2 separate regions of the Homo sapiens genome follow, and region 2 is linked to region 1. Evidence: chromatin loops called from intact Hi-C (ENCODE). Cell type or tissue: GM12878. All regions are shown on one strand. Each heading gives the region's core, and the rest is flanking DNA. Links, peaks and the distances in the headings are about the cores only.

What was found. Peaks named below come from ENCODE experiments on the same cell type or tissue, not always from the same donor. Only the 100,000 strongest peaks of a DNase experiment are listed, where the experiment ranks them.
Region 2: it touches region 1 in a loop (6-fold over the local background); 2 of 110 quality-filtered maps call a loop at or near these places.

The regions. Positions count from the first base shown.
Region 1 is chr3:98,355,371-98,364,664 of GRCh38, reverse strand. No RefSeq gene overlaps it. Among named protein-coding and RNA genes, the nearest start is that of OR5K4, 6.2 kb to the right of the region's middle. RefSeq lists an enhancer at 4,232-4,291. In GM12878, for the core only: a CTCF peak has its summit at 4,462 (motif pointing left); DNase peaks (open chromatin) are centred at 3,134 and 4,454.
Region 2 is chr3:98,526,186-98,535,479 of GRCh38, reverse strand. GPR15 (G protein-coupled receptor 15) reads right to left here and starts at 3,502. Exons shown (of 1, transcript NM_005290.4): 1 at 799-3,502. The coding sequence starts at 3,446. The coding sequence ends at 2,364. RefSeq lists a silencer at 3,482-3,641 and an enhancer at 6,572-7,115. In GM12878, for the core only: no CTCF peak of the experiment used is centred there; a DNase peak (open chromatin) is centred at 3,626; H3K4me3 peaks cover 3,850 bases; H3K27ac peaks cover 4,000 bases.

The sequences.
Region 1 (9,294 bases), core at 2,370-6,369:
AAAATACATTTGAAGATAAAAACTATAAATAGAGACAAAGAAGGCTATTATTTAATGAGAAAAGGGTTAATTCAACAAGAAGATATAAAAATTGCAAATATATATGCACCCAATGCTGGAGCATTAGAAGAAATAAAGAAGATATTACTCAAGCTAAAGACAGATATAATAATACCTGGTACCTCAACATCCTATCCCAGAATTGGACACACCATCTAAACATAAAATTAGCAAAGAAATATCAGATTTAACTGCACTATAGATCAAATGGACCTAATAGACATTTACAGAATATTTTATCTAACAGCTTGTAGAATACATGTTCTTCTCCTCAGCACATGGAATATTCTCAAGCTTAGACCACATGTTAGGCCAAAAAACAAGTCTCAGTTTTTTTAAAGAAGTTATATTAAGTATATATTCTGACCACAATGGAATAAGACAAAAAATCAATAACAAGAGGAACTTCGGAAACTCTACGAACAAATGAAAATTAAACAATGTGGTCCTAAACAACATTAAATGAATGAAGAAATTAAAAGGAAAATTTAGAAATTTCTCAAAATAAATAAAAATAGAAACAATGTATCAAAACCCATGGGATATAGCAAAAGTGGTGTAAGAGGAAAGTTTATAGCAATACGTGGCTGTATCAAAAAAGTAGAAAGTTTCCCATAAACAACTTAATGATGCATCTTAAAGATCTAGAAAAGCAACAGAAAATGAAACCAAAAATTATTAGAAGAAAAGAAATAAGATTGGAGCAAAATAAATGAATTTGATAATAAAATAACAGAAAAGATTAATGAAACAAAAGTTATCCTTTTTCTAAACTCCAAAGGATGTAAAGAAAAGGCAATATTGATTCAAAGTCTATCTCTATCCAGATGAGCTGAATGAATTTGGGCAAGACATTCAGGATTTCAAGATACGAGATTTCTACTGAGGAAATGTGTAAGAATTAAGGCCTAATCGGTAGTTTATATATATAAAAAGTCTAGTAGTGCATAGCAGATAGGTGGATAGGTGTATAAATTAGTTTTCTTTCATGTTTTTACTTTTAAGTGATGAAAAGATATTTTTGTTTAGCTATTAGGAATTTTCGTAGGGAAAGAAAGGGAGATCAGACTGTTACTGTGTCTATATAGAAAGGAAAGACATAAGAGACTCCATTTTGAAAAAGACCTGTACTTTAAACAATTGCTTTGCTGAGATGTTGTTAATTTGTAGCTTTGCCCCAGCCACTTTGACCCAACCTGGAGCTCACAAAAACATGTGTTATATGAAATCAAGGTTTAAGGGATCTAGGACTGTGCCTTGTTAACAAAATGTTTATAAGCAGTATACTTGGTAAAGGTCATCACCATTCTCTAGTCTCAATAAACCAGGGGTACAATGCACTGCGGAAAGTCGCAGGGACCTCTGCCCTTGAAAGCAGGGTATTGTCCAAGATTTCTCCCCATGTGATAGTCTGAAATATGGCCTCGTGGGATGAGAAAGACCTGACCGTCCCCCAGCCCAATACCCGTAAAGTGTCTGCGCTGAGGTGGATTAGTAAAAGAGGAAAGCCTCTTGCAGTTGAGATAGAGGAAGGCCACCATCTCCTGCCTGCCCCTCGGAACTGAATGTCTCGGTATAAAATCCGGTTGTACATTTGTTCAATTCTGAGATAGGAGAAAAACCACCCTATGGTGGGAGGCGAGACATGTTTGCAGCAATGCTGCCTTGTTATTCTTTACTCCGCTGAGATGTTTGGGTGGAGAGAAACATAAATCTGGCCTACGTGCACATCCAGGCATAGTACCTTCCCTTGAACTTAATTATGACATAGGTTCTTTTGCTCACATGTTTTTTGCTGATCTTCTCCTTATTATCACCCTGCTGTCCTACTACATTCCTTTTTGCTGAAATAATGAGAATAATAATCAATAAAAACTGAGGGGACTCAGAGGCCGGTGTCGGTGCAGGTCCTTGGTATGCTGAGTGCCGGTCCTCCTGGTCCCACTGTTGTTTCTCTATACTTTGTCTCTGTGTCTTATTTCTTTTCTCAGTCTCTCGTCCCACCTGACTAGAAATACCCACAGGTGTGGAGGGGCAGGCCACCCCTTCACCTAATAGCTTTGTTTAGCTATTAGGAATTTTCACTACTTTCTGCCTCACTTATGCATGATGAGCATCACTTTCTGTGAATGCTATGAACACATCAACAACATTCATTGAAATCACTGCAGATTGGTGGAATTTCTAACAAATAAGACAAGAAATAATACTAGGGTGAAAAGCAACTTGATTTAATCAATACAGTCAGAAATGGCGCTGTCATATATGATGAGCAATTAAGCAAACTACATGAAAAATTTAAATCCATAGGCATTTCAGTAAAAATAGACTTATTTTCAACCAGAGATAGAAAAATCACCATCATACAGATACTCTATTTCTGAGAACTTGAGAGAAAGTTTTTAAAATTTTAATTAAAACATTTAAATTTAAAATTAAAATTTCCATCAGTAAATATAAAAATTTTCTTCATTAGAACATAAAAATCCCATGTGAATCCATATTCAATATAATCTTTTGAATGAATTCAAAGGAAGTTGAGAATAATATTCAAACATGCGATTTACTTCTCACAGATAGTGTTGATTTAAAAGGGATTAATAGTTTCAAACTTAGAATATGACTGATTTTGCAAGGTTATGCTCAGGATTCCAGAAATTTTTCACAAATTTTGAATGGAAGTAACTTATATATGCTGACTTCCATTCTAGTATTTGTTGAAAATTATAACTACTTGCAATGTGACAACTATTTCCTAGGGTAAGTAATTGAACTCTGAATCCATTTGTAACCTCAAATTAAGTACTTAGAAGCAAGATGGTGGAATAAGAGGCTTCCTTGATCATCATCCTTTCCCAAGGACACAAATTTAACAACTATCTAACAAAAAAGCACCTTCATTAGAACAAAAAATCAGGTGAGTACACACAGTACCTGGTTTTAACTTCATGCCACTGAAAGAGGCACTGATGAGATAGAAAAAACACTCTTCAAGTGCCAATGCCACCCCTCCTCCACACACACTCCTCTCAAGGCAGTGGCTTGGTACAGAGAACATTGTTGTGTCTTGGGGAGAAGAAGAGTGAAACTATTGTGAGGCATTGAACTCAGTGATGACCTGTTATAACAGAAAGCAAAACCAGACCAACTCAGCTGATGCCTGCCCTCAGAGAGAGCATTTAAACGAGCACTAGCCAGAGGAGAGTCGTGGATCCCAGTGGTCAGACCTTGAGTTCTCACAAGCCTTGCCACCACAGGCTAAAGTGCTATGGGGACCTAATAAATTTGAAAGGATGTCTAGGCCACAGGCACTGAAACTTGGAGGCAAGTCCTAGTGCTGAACTTGGCTCAGAGGCAGTGGAATGCGGGGGTCACACAACCTACTCAGACACCAGTCAGGATGGATAAGGGAGTGCTGGCATCATCACCCTTCCAGTAACCCCAGGCTGCACAGCTCATGGCTCTAAAAGAGATTCCTTTCTTCCACTTGAGGAGAGGAGAGGGAAGAGTAAGGGGGACTTTGTCTTACATCTTAAATACCAACCCAGCCACATAAGTTAGTGTACTGGTCAGAGATGTGAGGCCCTTTTTCCAGGGCCTGGTTCCTGGATGACATTCCTAGACACATCCTGGGCCAAAAGGGAATCCACTACCTTTAAAGGAAGGATTTTAAAGGAATGCTGCCAGCCTGGGCAGCATTCATCATCAACAAGCTGAAGCGCATTTGGGCCCTAAATGCCAGCAGCGATACACAGGTACACATCAAAGGCCTTGGGTGAGACTGTGAGACTTGCAGACTTCAGGTGAGACTCAACACATTTCCAGCTGTGGCAGCTATGGGGCAAGATTTTTTTCCGCTTGAGGAAAGCTGAGAGAAAAGTAAGGGGATTTGTCTTGCAGCTTAAGTGCCAGCTTGGCCACAGGTGGGTAAAGCATGAAGTGGGCTCTTGGAGTCCCTGATTCTAGAACGTGGTTCTTGAATGGCATTTCTGGACCTGCCCTGGGCCAGAGAGGAACCCACTGACCAGAAGGGTGAGTCCCAGGCCAAGCAGCATTTACCACAAGGTGACTTCAAAGCCCTTGGGCCTTAAGAGAATATCAACAGTAGTCTGGCAGTATTCCCCATGGGCCTATGGTGGTGGTAGCCACAGAGTGAGGCTCCTCTGCCTTTAAAAAGGGGAGAGAAGAGTGAGAAGAACTGTATCTTGTGATTTGAGTTTCAGTTTAGCATCAGAACAATAGAATACCAGGTAGACTTCTAAAGTTGTTGACTCCAGTCCCTGCCTTTTGAACAGCACCTCTCAACCCTCCCAGGGCCAGCACCTCTAAAACTCTCTAAGAGCCTAGGGGAACTCATCACCCAGAAGGGAAAGACACAGGCCTGGCTTGTGCTGCCATCTGTTGATTGTAGAGCCCCAGGACCTTGAGCAAACAAAAGTGGTAGCCAGGGGGTTGTTACATCAGGCCTTGGGTGAGACTCAGGGCTGTGCTGGCTTTAGGTCTGACTCAGCACAGTCCTAGTGGTGGTGGCCACAGGGGTTCTTGTGTCACCCTATCCCCAACTTCAAATTCAGAACTGAGAGGGAGAGAGACTCCATCTGTTTGAGGAAAGCAAGGGAAGAGAACAAGAGTCTCTGTCTGGTAATTCAGAGAACTCTTCTGGATATTGTCCAAGACAATCAAGGTGATAACTCTACAAGTCTGCAAGAACCACAGCATTAGTGGGCTTCGGGTGTCCTCCAAAGCAGATAAAACTTATATCAAAACATCCATGTCCTCGTAGATATCTGTAAAGCCTTTTCAAGGAGTACTAGTACCAACAAGCCCAGACTTGCAAAGACTACAATATACCTAATTCTTCAATGCCCAGACACTGACAAACATCTAGTAGCATAAACACCATCTGGAAAATCATGACCCCACCAAATGAACAAAATAAGGCACCAGGAACCAATCCTGGAGAAACAGAGATATGTGACCTTTCAGACAGAGAATTCAAAGTAGCTGTGTTGAGGAAATGCAAAGAAATTCAAGATAATGCAGAGAGGGAATTCAGAATTCTATCAGAAAAATTTAACAAACAGATTCAAACAGTTTTTAAAAAGCAGAAATTCTGAAGCTGAAAAATGCAATTGGCATACTAAAAAATGCATTAGAGTCCTTTAATAGCAGAATTGATCAAGCAGAAGAAAGAATTAGTGAGCTTGAAGACAGGCCATTTAAAAATGTACAGTCAGGAGAGAAAAGTAAAAAAAATTAATAAAAATAATGAAGTACAACAACAGGATCTGGAAAACAACTTCAAAAGGGCAAATCTAAGAGTTATTGACTTAAAAAGGAATACAGAAAGAGATGGGGTAGATAGTTTATTCAAAAGGATAACAGAGAACATCTCAAACCTAGGGAAATATATCAATATCTAATTACAAGAAGGTTATAGAACACTAAGCAGATTTAAACCAAAGAAGACTACCTCAAAGCACTGAATAATCAAATTCCCAAAGGTCAAGGATTAAAAAAAAGATTCTTAAAAGCAGCAAGCAAAAAGAAACAAATAACATACAAAGGAGATACAATAGGTGTGGCAACAGACTTTCCAGAGGAAACCTTAGGACCAGGAGAGAGTAGAATGACATATTTGAAGTGCTGAAGGAAAAAAAGTTTTACCCTGGAATAGTGTGTCCAGTAAAAATATCCTTCAAACATGAGGGAGAAATGAAGACTTTTCCAGAAAACAAAAGCTGAGTTCATAACGGCAACTTTTAAATTGTTAATGTTTTCACAGTCATTAAGAAAACATTTATGATTCTGAAAACTGGTAATTTATTTATTCTCCTCTTTCTATGTAAATTTTATCTGTCTTGTACATTCAGGATTGCCTTAATTAAGGAAGTAAAACTTTGAATTTTTAGAGAGAAAAAAAGGGAGGGAAGCAGGGAGGAAAGAAAAGAGGGAGAAAAGACAAGGCAAAGGAAAGGAAAAGAAAAGACAGCTAAGCGGGAAGAACGAGTGAAACAAGACTCCACTACTATCTAGAAAAAGTGATGACAACATTGCTAAATTTTTTCATTCCGATACTTCACAAAGTCAGAGATAAAGAAAATATTCTAAATGTTTCCAGGTAAACAATAGAATGGGAATCAGAATAACGTGCAATTTCTCCAAAGCAGCAGATCATGCTAGAGTATAAAGGAAGCATAACTTCAGCGTTCAGAAGAAAAATTATTTATAACCTAGAATTTTAAAGAAATCAAATTATTAATCATGTGGAAAAAAATTGCCAAAGAGCAGTCAGCAAAAAGAGGGAATGAACAATTAAGAGAAAGATGGAGAGCTTGAATACTGAGTTACTTAAAACAGGAAATCAAAAATAAAAGTCTCAGCAGGACGGCTGAATATTGGGTCTAGAGAGCAAATTGTCCAGACTGGAGCAGGAGGGTGGAGGCCACCAGAAAAGAAGTCTCCAGGGTAAAAAAAGAACTCATGATTATTTAATATGGTTGATTAATTTGATGGATACATAATGGATGTGAATGAGCAAATAGGAATATGAAGTTTTTATTAACTTTAAAAAAATTTACAGGTGTAAAGAAAAAGAAATATAAGCATGGTAAACTAGTTCTTGTATTTGCATGTCCCTCATAAAAAGTCGTTATTGAATTATAAAAAATTTTGTTGGGCCGGGCACAGTGGCTCATGCCTGTAATCCCAGCACTTTGGGAGGCTGAGGCAGGCAGATCACGAGGTCAGGAGTTCAAGACCAGCCTGGTCAACATGGTGAAACCCCCGTCTCTAGAAACAAATATAAAAAATTAGCTGGGCACAGTGGTATGTGCCTGCAGTCCTGGGTACTTGGGAGACTGAGGCAGGATAATTGCTTGAACCTGGGAGGCAGAGGTTGCAATGAGCCGATATCATGCCATTGCACTCCAGCCTGGCCAACAGAGTGACATTCCATCTCAAAAAAAAAAAATTATGTTATATCATCAAGAATGAAGGGAAGGGGAGGTGTTTAATAAATAACTTAATATTCATTTACTGTAATGGGAAATTGATTAATATGATTAAAACTGATACTGAGAAATATAAGGATAAATTTTCAGAGAAATCGTTTAAAAAATTAGAAGGTTGTTGTGGATGAAATACCTAAGTCATGGTAGGCAAGAGACTGTAGTTTTTGGAATTCACCTTTTAGTACTATTTTTAAATCGTATTGTAAATATACATTAAAAAATAAAAAGGAGCAAAAGCACAGAGACGAGTTTGAAGCTAATGATATTGTTCAGGTGAGAGATGAAATTATGTACATGTGGTGTAAGTGGAGAGATTTGGCACATTTAAGATAGACTTCAGAGACTAAGTTGACAGATATCATGAAAGTTTGGTTGTGATAGGAGACAGAGTTGTGTGGGGTTCTCTTAATTTCTGCCTTGCCCAGCTGGTTGGAGGATGTGACCATCATAATGGAGAAGACCAGGGGAGGACCATGTTTAGTGGGAAATTCAAGACTTGTGCTTTGATCATGTTGAATTTGAGATGTCTTTGCAACATTTAAGTAATTATGTGAAGTAGGCAGTTGCACATGTGAGACTGGAGAGCAGGGAGGATATCAGAGGTGGAAATATACATTCTGAGCCATCTTCATATTGATGAAATTAAAGGCCAAAAAAAAAAAAATAGATGAGGTCACATAGAAAGAAAGAATAGAGTGAATAGATATTTTATATATAAATGTTATAGAACCCTAACAATAGACTTTAGGTAGAAGCATAAGAGTCTTCCTCAATTATAACTTATAGCTTTTTAGTTTGATTGCCTTTTAAAATGTCCATCTTCCCTCCTGAGACAGAAGTGTACGAACTAGAACCGTCTTGTTTTTGTTGTACAAACGGGCTAGAAATAGACCTCTCTGTGTATGCATGTACATGTGAATGTATGAGCATAAATGTACAAAAAGGAGACATAAGAAATCAGTTAGAGAAGAGTTTGTCAATAAATGCTTCTGGGACTACTGGTTAGCCATAAATCAAATTTTAATTCTCACTTTATAACATTATAAAATAAATTCCAGTTGGTTGCTGTATATTAAAAATCAAACTATGAAAAATGAAGGAAATACAAATTTTGTCTACAAATATATATCTAAATGACAGGAAGATATACATTTTAACATGAATGGAAGAGATAGTTACCCAGTTGTCCCACGGCTACTGAACAATCCTTTATTTCCTTGTTATTTGTGATGCCCTTCTTATTTTATATGAGAGTTTACTTTTGAACAATCTGATTTGTTCTGTTGGTTTGTTTATTGATTCTTGATTTAAAACCAAACTGTTATCATTATTGGAATTTTATCATATATTTTAATATATAACACATAAGGTATTTTTTTTATTTTCTAGAAAAATCTAGAATATGAAAAAATTTTAAATTCATTTTGCCAGGTTCCCAAAGAAGTTCTCCTGAGTGTTTATTTGAATTAAATTAGTTTATAAATATTTTTTAGAGAAACAGCCAAATAAAGTTATATCTTTAATATGCCATATACTAAATAAATTCCAGGAAGAATCAAGAGTCAAGTTGCAAAAATTTAAAATATCAAAAAAGGAAGGAGGAGGAAAATAGGGAGAAGGAGAAGAAGAGAAATAAGAAAAGGAGAAAAAGAAATATTGGTTAATAGTAGACTGGATTAAAAAAGAAATTCTGGATGAAATGCATGAAAGAGATCATAGAAAAAATAAGTAAATATGAGTATATTAAATTAAAATATTTATAAATATCAGAAACAAATACTAAGACTATCAACCCACAGAAGAATTATTTGCCACAAATAGTTGTGATGTCTTTTCTCTGTAAACAATGATATAAATAAGAAATAAAACAGACAAAACAAAAATGACAATTCATAAAAGTAAAAATGGTCAATAAACACATAAAATATTGGTACAGCTTACCATTACTCAAAAATAAAACAATGTCATTATTAATATGTTTTAAAATGTTTAATGAGTGTTAATATGTAAACTGTAGTTATATATAATACATAGCCAATAACATGGTTGATGCCTTCAAGAATGAAAAGGAACTTAATTATGCTTCTGGCTAAAGTAGACCTTAATCTACTCTGTCCAATTTGTTATAAGTCACAATTAATTATTCTGCAAAATAGAATATTTTGTAGGTGAGCCTCTTTGCATGTGTGTATGTGTGTGTCTGTGTCTGTATATGTCTGTG
Region 2 (9,294 bases), core at 1,877-5,876, 170 kb before region 1:
ACCTATAAAATTATATCTATTTTTTTCTTTCACAACTGGTACATTATGAATGTAAAATAAACTAAGATTTTATTAAAGCCTACAATTATTATATCTATTTAAAGTACTAAAAAACCAATAATACATATTTTTATTTGGTGTTATTTTAAATATTCTCAGCAAAATTAAAGTGAAGAAGTAGAAATAAAATCTCAATATTTTAAAAATGAGAATGATTAAGTATTATTTGATGTTAGTTTGAAAATTTGTAAGGAGTAGTCAATAATTAATAATAGAAATCAAATCACTTTATAAAGTAACTTTTTACTCCACATTTAAAACTTTATTTATATTTATTATTTTTACAGTATCCTTGATAATTCTATAGACATAGATATTACCAACTACATTTAAGTATGAAAGGTTAAAATGACCTTACTAGTATCACAACATTAAGGGTGAAGCTAAAATTAATAGCACAGGTTTTCTGCTTTCCCAACCAATAACTTAGCTGATTGATTCAGCTATTTTTTAAAGGCAGTATTTTTCAAAGGCAGTAAGTTTCATGATTAGTAACAGTGCTTTTGCCGATTTGTTTTAAAGAAATGTGTGTCTTCTACCTTCTGTATTTTGTTTTTGTTTAACTTTTGGAGATCTATTCAATTGCATTGAATTTAGTTTTGAAGTTTTCCAAGAATATTTATTTGTTATTATTTACATGGTCTTTTCTTCTATAACCATAATAATTTACTAAAAGTTTATTAGAATTAGTATTAATATTAATATGTTGTTAGAAATTAATACAGTCCAGAAGAATACTTATGTAAGGAAATTATATTTTTATTTAATAACAGTTTAAGAAAAATTAACAAGTTAGCCAATTTATAAAACCAAAAACTGTATTTTCAGCTTCTAATTAGGCTACAAGGAGATGTCCGATATTTGAGGTTTCTCTTCATGTGAAAGATACATGAGATGAAATTAAATTGGCTAGTCTTTGAAAGGATTCTAAGTTTTTTCTGATTTTCAAATCTAATATTTAGAAGTAAAATGGTAATTCATTCAAGTCAACAGTGGAGGTAAAAACATAACCCGCTTTCCCTTGAATCAAAAGATGTTTACAATAGCATGCTTGCTGCTGCAGAGTCTTTTGTGGTTGCCACTAATTACATGTTTTTCACATCAAAGTCTTCAAAAGGAATATAGGTACAAATTGACTCAATAAATATTTATTGGGTAAAGGAATTCAAGAAGGTTTCTGGGTATGGAAAAAATATATATAAAATACTAGTGAGATCTTTGTTAGAGATTTTCTACTTTGGCTGAATACAGAGCAGCCTGTCTCCCTATATTACTGGATCTTATCTTGAAATTATAGGCACCAAGCAAATGATACTATAGGGAATGTGTAGCACTAACATTTTAATTAAAATACAAAATGATAATCTGCATCGGGGTACAGCTAAGCATTTTATGAGTTCCAATTATATTAGTAATAACATTTTCATTTGATAACTAGATAACTGGGTAATTAAAAACATGTAATTAAAGCAAAGTCAAATCCTAATTTATAAAGCCAATGGAAACAAAAGAGCATAGTAAAACCCCATTAAAAAGTAGTTGCTACACCATTATGAATGAGATACATTTTTATCAATATCTTATAAAGCAAATAGATGTTGAATCCTGCCATATGCTTATGTATTAAAATACTAGAAGACCATATGATAAAGTAAGTCCCAAATCATAAACACAATACAAAATCCCCATGAGTTTTTTTTTGCCAGTCCAAAGCCATTGTGAATAGGCATAGGATGAAGCACAATGTTGGAAGATGATGAAGAATCACGATACAAAGCTTTAAAGATTGAGGTCAGAATCTAGCTTAGTAACTCAGAAACAATTAATTGCACAGTGCAGGTATATTATATTTTTGTTACCTGCATTGTTACTGCATTTCTCATCAGATGAAAGTAGGCAGAATCATTTAAATGTAGTCCAATTTAGAGCCCAGTATGAAGGGTGGTGGGGATGAAGGTACCATGGTTTTTGAGAGAGGAAAGGCCCAAATGTGCATTAACAATCATGAAGAAAGGGACTGGTTCAAGCAGGAGCCTTTATCCAGGAGTTCAAGGACAGATGGGAATTGGATTTTGTCTGGTGGACTTGATTGGCAAGGGTCGAAGAAGGCTGCTTAGCTGAGAAAACAGCACATGGCCTAATTATATCCACAACACAGGGATTTTTCAGTCCTCTCTTTAAAAATGAACTCTTCCTTGCATCTATGAAGCAATGTGAATCCTATCATTAACACTTCCTTCTTTGTTGCTGACAAAAATTAACTCCTAAACCCACCAACAGAGCTTGAAATGTCACAGTTCCCTTTAGAGTGACACAGACCTCTTCCTCCTCCTGGCAAAATCTTCTGCATGAATGAAGGTGGAGAGAGCCTTAGTGAGGTGACTATCTGATGTCTCAGTGCTACTCCCAAAGTCATAGTTTTTCAGGCAAGGGCACAAGCAGTGGACAATGGCCCGGCGGATGTAGCTGTCGAAGATATAGTAAATGAAAGGGTTGACACAGCTGTTGGCAAATGCCAAGGGTCCACTCACCTCCATACCAAGCTGAAGAATAGCTGAGGGTAAATAGTGTTCTTGCCGCAACCCAGAGACAATGGCCAGGAACTTGAAAGTATTGAAGGGCAGCCAGGAGACAAGAAAGGCTGCCACGACAATAAAGATGATCTTTATAGATTTCTTCAGCTTTTTGTTGTGCTTTCCTGATTGCTGGTAATGGGCACACAGCTTCCTTGCAATGCAACAGTAGCAGGTCACAATGCTCAACAAAGGGACAAAAAAGGTGAAAATTAAGGCCACCAGGGACCATATGAGTTTAATTGGAGTTGCCTTTTTCTCTGCACAGTATGGCTTATCATCAATCAGCGTGAGCTCCCTGGACAGAAGAGTAGGCAACCCCAGCAGGCAGGAGATAAACCAGATGCTGGCACAGACTACATATGCACAGTCTGTCCTTCTGAATTTCCTGGATACGACTGGCCACACAATGGCCAGGTAGCGGTCAACACTCATGCAAGTGAGCAGGAGGACACTGCAGTGCATATTGACGGAGATCATGTAGGAGCTCCCTTTGCACAGGAAGGAGCCCGTCCTCCACAGTCCTAGAGATGCTTCTTTATCCACCCAGAGAGGCAATGTGACAAGAAAAATGAAGTCAGAGGCAGCCAGATTGATGATAAAGATGTCGATCAGTCTTCGGCTGCCGGGTTTGAAATGCAACGCTCCCATGAGAACAAGGTTCCCCAGCACTCCAGTCAGGAACACAGCTGTGTAAAAGACTGGAAGGAAGACAGAGGTGTAAGGAACATGGGAGTGGGTCTCCCTGATGTCAGAGTTTGGGCTCGTAGCATAGTAATAATCCAAATAAACTGAAGTTTCTTCTGGGTCCATCACCAAAGAGCAGATGCCAAATCTGGTGAGTTTACTTACATATGATGTTTTTGTATAAATTTTAGAAACCTCAAGGAAGCTTCTTTTATACAGTGCCTGCCTCTCTCTCTCTTTTTTCCCCTCCCTTTAAAGATCTTGGACAAACATGAAAGCCGAGATTAAAAAATGCAGTTTCTACCAATCCTCAGAAAGGGCACACAAGGAGCACCACTCTGATTGGTGTTGGTTGGTTGTGGTTGTGGTTTTTTTAATTTGCATTTGCTCGTGAAACTGAGGTGCTTTTTGAGTTATTTTTTCAAGATATTCAATTTATTTCTTTAAGGCCAGTAATTAAGAAGTGAATTAACTTGATTTTTTCACTTCCTTTAAAGACCTCCTTTGCTTTTGACACTGAAATTTATTTTGATCTAGCCTTCTGTTTCACATAGAAGATATTGTTCTGCTTTTAGAATTGTAAGGCAATGATAATGTATTCTTTTTATTTACTTTGTTGGCGAACTAGGAAGAAAACTAGTCTTTCATTGTGTAAAGAGTGAATGAAAAGTTTCCCAAATCATACCAGTATACAACTAGGTCAAACAACATGATTCCATTTAGGGCATGAGAGTCTCCCCATCTATGTGGCTCTTTCATTTGACATGTAGTCAATCCTGTTTCATAAGTTTTTAAAAATCCCCCCCCAAAGACTGGGACCACGTTTTCTGCTCTTATTATTTTAAGTTTTCCACTACAACTTGCATAGCATCTTGCATATAGTTGGTGCTTTGGAAATTGTAGTTTATTAGGTTTGATTCAGAAAATTCTTTTTGTTATCCAGCATATCTAGTAGAAATGAATTCATTGGGGTCTAACTTCAGGTATTGTTGTTATTTATGTAACTTACAAACACAGGTTTAACAATCTCAAGTTGCTATTTTTACCCTCCTATCTGCTATTGTAATTCAACCAGTGAAGTTCTCTTTTGTTAAGAGTTAACATCATTGATTAGGAGATTTTCTCCCTATTAACCCTCAAATACGCTTCATCAGACTCTGGATCCCCTCTGATCTTCTCTTCATTATACCACACCTGTGTAGCACTGATTTTTTTAGCTTCTGAGCCATGGCCTTCTGGTACCTCCACACATGGGTGAACATCACTTTTGGAATTGCTGATTGCTGATCTGGCAACAGATATACCTATAAGTGACATCATGATGGAGGTGCCAGCATGGACACTATAAAAGGGAAGATTTTTTAGTACATTTAAAACACTTGGGGAACAGGCTAAAACAGAAAGAATTCTATCACATTTTTCTCTCATATGTTTCCTTTTATATTATGATGACCATAGTAAAATATAACACATTTTGAAACGGACTCCATTTATTTCAGCTCTTTACTGGTCAAAGTGACTCAAGGCTCTCTTGCACTATTCTTCTCTCCTATCTGATTTAATCTTCAGAATTCTAGTTTCAGGTTGATATTGCTATTCATAGAAAAATGTATGTTTGTAGATGAAAATATAGTCATTAAACATTTGAAGTCCTTTCTTAAGTTGTTTTTTCATTTGTTTGTTTGTTTAATTTTTGAGACAGGGTCTCACTAGGGTCTCACTTTGTCACCCAGGCTGGAGTGCAGTGTCTTGAACACAGCTCACTGCCAGGCCCATGCAATCCTCCCACCCCAGCCTCCTGACTAGCTAAGACTACAGGCATGCACCACCATGCCCGACTAATTTTTGTATTCTTTGTAGAGACGGGTTTTCGCCATGTTGCCCAGGCTGGTCAGGAACCCCTGAGCTCGAGCAATCTATCCGCCTTGGCTTCCCAGAATGCTGGGATTACAGGCATGGGCCACCAAGCCTGGCCCTACTGAATTGTTATTTCTTCAGTAATTAGTATATTAAAAAGAATCATCCTGCCGGTTGTACTTCCTCCTTCCCTCTTCCTCCTGATATGGTCTAGTGTCACCTGAGTCTTAGGCAAGTAAGCTGAGGTCAGGGAAGGATAAAGGCTCCTCTGACCTGGGACAGTCCCAGAAGTCACTCTGGAGTTGATTTGTGGGCCTGAGCCTGCCTTCTCCTGTGTCCCTGGCTGCTGTGCGCAATTCATTTAATTTCATGGAGGGCATATTCTTTACTAAATATAGACTACAGATCAGAGAAACTAATTAACCGCTTTGACATTTCTGGGACAGAAATCTTTCCCACTGGGTAAGCTTTAATTATTTAATAGAATAATTCATTTTGTCAAAAATTGAAGTAGGACAATATTTACTCAAAAAAGATTAATAGGGTAATATAGAATATTTAAACATATCATCTATATCTGTGTGCCTGTGTGTTAAAGTACTAATCATATATATTCTTTAAGTGTACTGAAATTTTAATATTAGAATTTTGTACCCTACAATCATAAGTTCTTTTGGCATTTGAGAAAATAAGGTTGATTCTGGGTCTACGGTTTTTCTTCTTTTTTTTAATCCTTTGATATGTCTCAAGAATTCAACATAAAGGTATTATAAAATGGAAAAAGAGTTCATGCTCATACTGTAGAGGAAAATATTTGGCTGCACATTCATTCTGTATCCCTTAAATTTTTTTTTTCAAATTTCAAAAGTTGCTGGACCGCTGATGTAAACTATCTCAAATCCAATTTCCTCAGCAAACTATTGAAGCAGTTGTAGATAAAATAGTTTGCTTTATCATTATGTGGCCACCTTGAAGTATGATATTTAATGGTAGAATGTTACAATGTGAGAATACCCACCTTGGATCAACAGCATCTTTGTACCCAAATCAGAAAACAAATTAAATGTTTTAAGCCAAAAACGTTCACATAGCATAGTGCCAGTCTTTTAGTACCTCAGAGTACAATGCTAGTACAAGACAGAATCCACAATAAAGCTGGCTAAAGTGGGGTTGTAAATAAGCTGGTGCAACGGTCAATTTTAGGACTTTGAGTTTTCTTTAAAATAAACATGAAGATACTAACAATAAAATAGAAACCTACACATAGATCAAAACTCAAAAGCAACACTGGGTTCCATAAACATATGAAAAGTCAATGTAAACAGAATGATGGCAAAAAAAAAAAGAATAATATATAAGTATTAGTAACTGAATTAGAGCATATATGCCACATCTTTGGAATTCTTTTTCTCAGAAAATAACACTCAACTTTCCTCCATGACTCCTGGCAGAAATAACTGCTTCTTCCTTTGTATTTCCTAAGAACTTTAAAAATACTGGTTACAAAGTACTTGTCTCTTTTCACACTGTTAGTTGTCTTTGTATCTGACCCCTGGAGCTGATAATGAGCAACCTGAAGACAGAGTCCATTCATTATCTCTGGACTGGCCTCTAGCATACAGAAGTTACCCAACTAAAGTTCTTTTAGGACTCTTAAAGCCATTGTTTTGAACCTGTGGATGCCAGATCGTTTTACCCAGATTAGAGTCATCAGGGACACCTGCTGAGCTGTAGATTGCCAGACCCTATTCTAGATGTCCTCAGTCAGAATCATTGGGGAAGAAGTCTAGGACTTTATATTTAACAAGCATTCGAGGTGATTCTTATACACACTAAAGTTTAGAATCACTGTTCTAATTTATATAAGTTAACCAACATTATATATTATGCTTTGTTATTATTTTGACTAATTTTTAAAAAAGGCTTAAAAGTTACCTCAGAATTTGAAATTTGTGGAAGTCTTTTAGTCTGAATATCACAAAATTTGAGGAATTAATTTAGATTTCTAGGCCCTGCTTATTCTATGTTCCAATTCCTGAGTTATGCTCAGAACTGGTTCAGGTGTTGAAGATGAAGACAGAGAAAGGTTTTCTCTACTGAAACATCTGCTTGAGTGAATCCATTATTATTTGCTGTGGCTTGCAGCCTCTGCTTCACAAGCAGGCTGAAGATTTAATAATAGAGCCACCCCTATTAGGCTTATTGAACTTATGATTATATTACTTCGGCCTCTTCCCTGTCAACCACCATATCAGGTGGAGACTCATCAGATTACATGCATATAGCACAGAAGAAAGAAATCCCTGGATACGAAGCCTTTGATTCACACATGCTCTGCTGATATGTCCCAGAATAAATGGCAAAGAGCATGAAGCAACTAATTATTTCTCATTAATCTCATCAGTCAAACGGTGTCATTATATATTCACTTGTTAGATACATTATCTTGTCCATTTCTTAAAGTGCAAAGTCAAATAGTTAAGTTTAAGAAAAACGATTATACTGTTTATACTCTAGGAGTTTATTTTTATTTTTAAATTCTCAGTTACTTGGAGAATTTAGTACTATATAATGTAATATCACATCATGCCAAACTAAGTGGCACGTATTCATTATTATGAGGGCCCCCCACTTAATTTACTGGCTTATTTCCATTGGTAACTAATATATAGATAGAAATGATGTTACTATTCTAGGAATATATACTTTAGATTTCTTCGAAATAGCAGATTTAATCTGAATTTAGGTTGTGCATAACAAAAATTATGTTTATTTATGTTGGTGTCCTTGGCATCCAGCAGAGTGTCTGGCAAGCAATAGATGGTCAATAAATGATTATAGATCTGGGATGAATCATGCTTGAATTTTGAGTTATTTCCGCAGAGTAGGGACTTTTCACAAACTTCTTAGACAGCTTCCATTTTCTATTCAGTCCTGGGATCTTTGTCACATCATAAACTAATATGAAGAGATGTTTCTAAGTTAATGCAGCACATTTTTTGTCAACTTATGCTTATGTTTTCACTTGGCACATCTTGTTGAATCAGAAGCAACTTGCAAACCAATAAATGTGAAAAATATCATTATCATGGCCTCATAATAAGTATGACGGATAGTGATGAGAAGAGGACTCTCTCAATGAAGACTCTTAAGTTTATTAATAATTAAATTAATTGATTATATTAGTTTCTTATCTGCAATAAGATTTTTTTTTGAAAAGTTATTTTTGGGAGGCCCACAATTCATACTCATAACTCTATACTAATAAGTGTCAATTAGAAGAAATCAGAAAAGTTTCCTTCCATAATTTTACCTTCATAATTACTGTTAATCTTTGAAATAGCAAGGGCTGTTTTTCGGTACCTTTTCTAATCAGAATGCATATAGTCTTCCTCCTTTTCCTTTGCAATCTACATTTGCCACTATCTCTGCTTCTAGTACATTGCCTAGGCTTGAGGTATAGGGTATATAAATTCTGCAATGAAACTCTAATGCTGTGGATCTATGAAAAACCGTATTTTGTAGTTGCATTATTCTTCTTCCAGTAGAATTATAAACTGTAAAATTTTAGAGCTTCAAGTGGTGTTAATGATCATTAGTACAACTGTTTTACTAAAGAGGACCCTAGGGTCCAGAAAGGGGTCATTAACCAAAGATCCATTGATAATTTTTAAATAAAGGATAATTTAAACTTAAACTTCTCATTTACATATGGGTCATTCACTGTCTTTCAGAAGCATGGGCATCTAAAAATTATAGTTTTTTACTATATGTGGCACTTTACAGGAATTACTAAAAAAAAAAAGGAGACATTTTAGGTGCACTTTTCTATTTGCCTTGATCTTGATTCTGTTATTGTTCTACAGTGAATGGGTGCAAGGAAATTCAAAGATAGGTACATTTTTAAAAATGGTTTTTGGTTGGAACCCAGAATTGTACATATTCCCATTTTTTTCCTTTCTGAACTCCAAAGTTCACAAGGGAAACAACCAGAAAAAAAATTACATGAAGAAACATAATGTAAATATATCTTATAATGTAGATATAACTTTTAGTTCCTAAAAATGTGCAATTAAAAATAAAATATTAAATGTATTGGGGAATTTAGTATTGATGG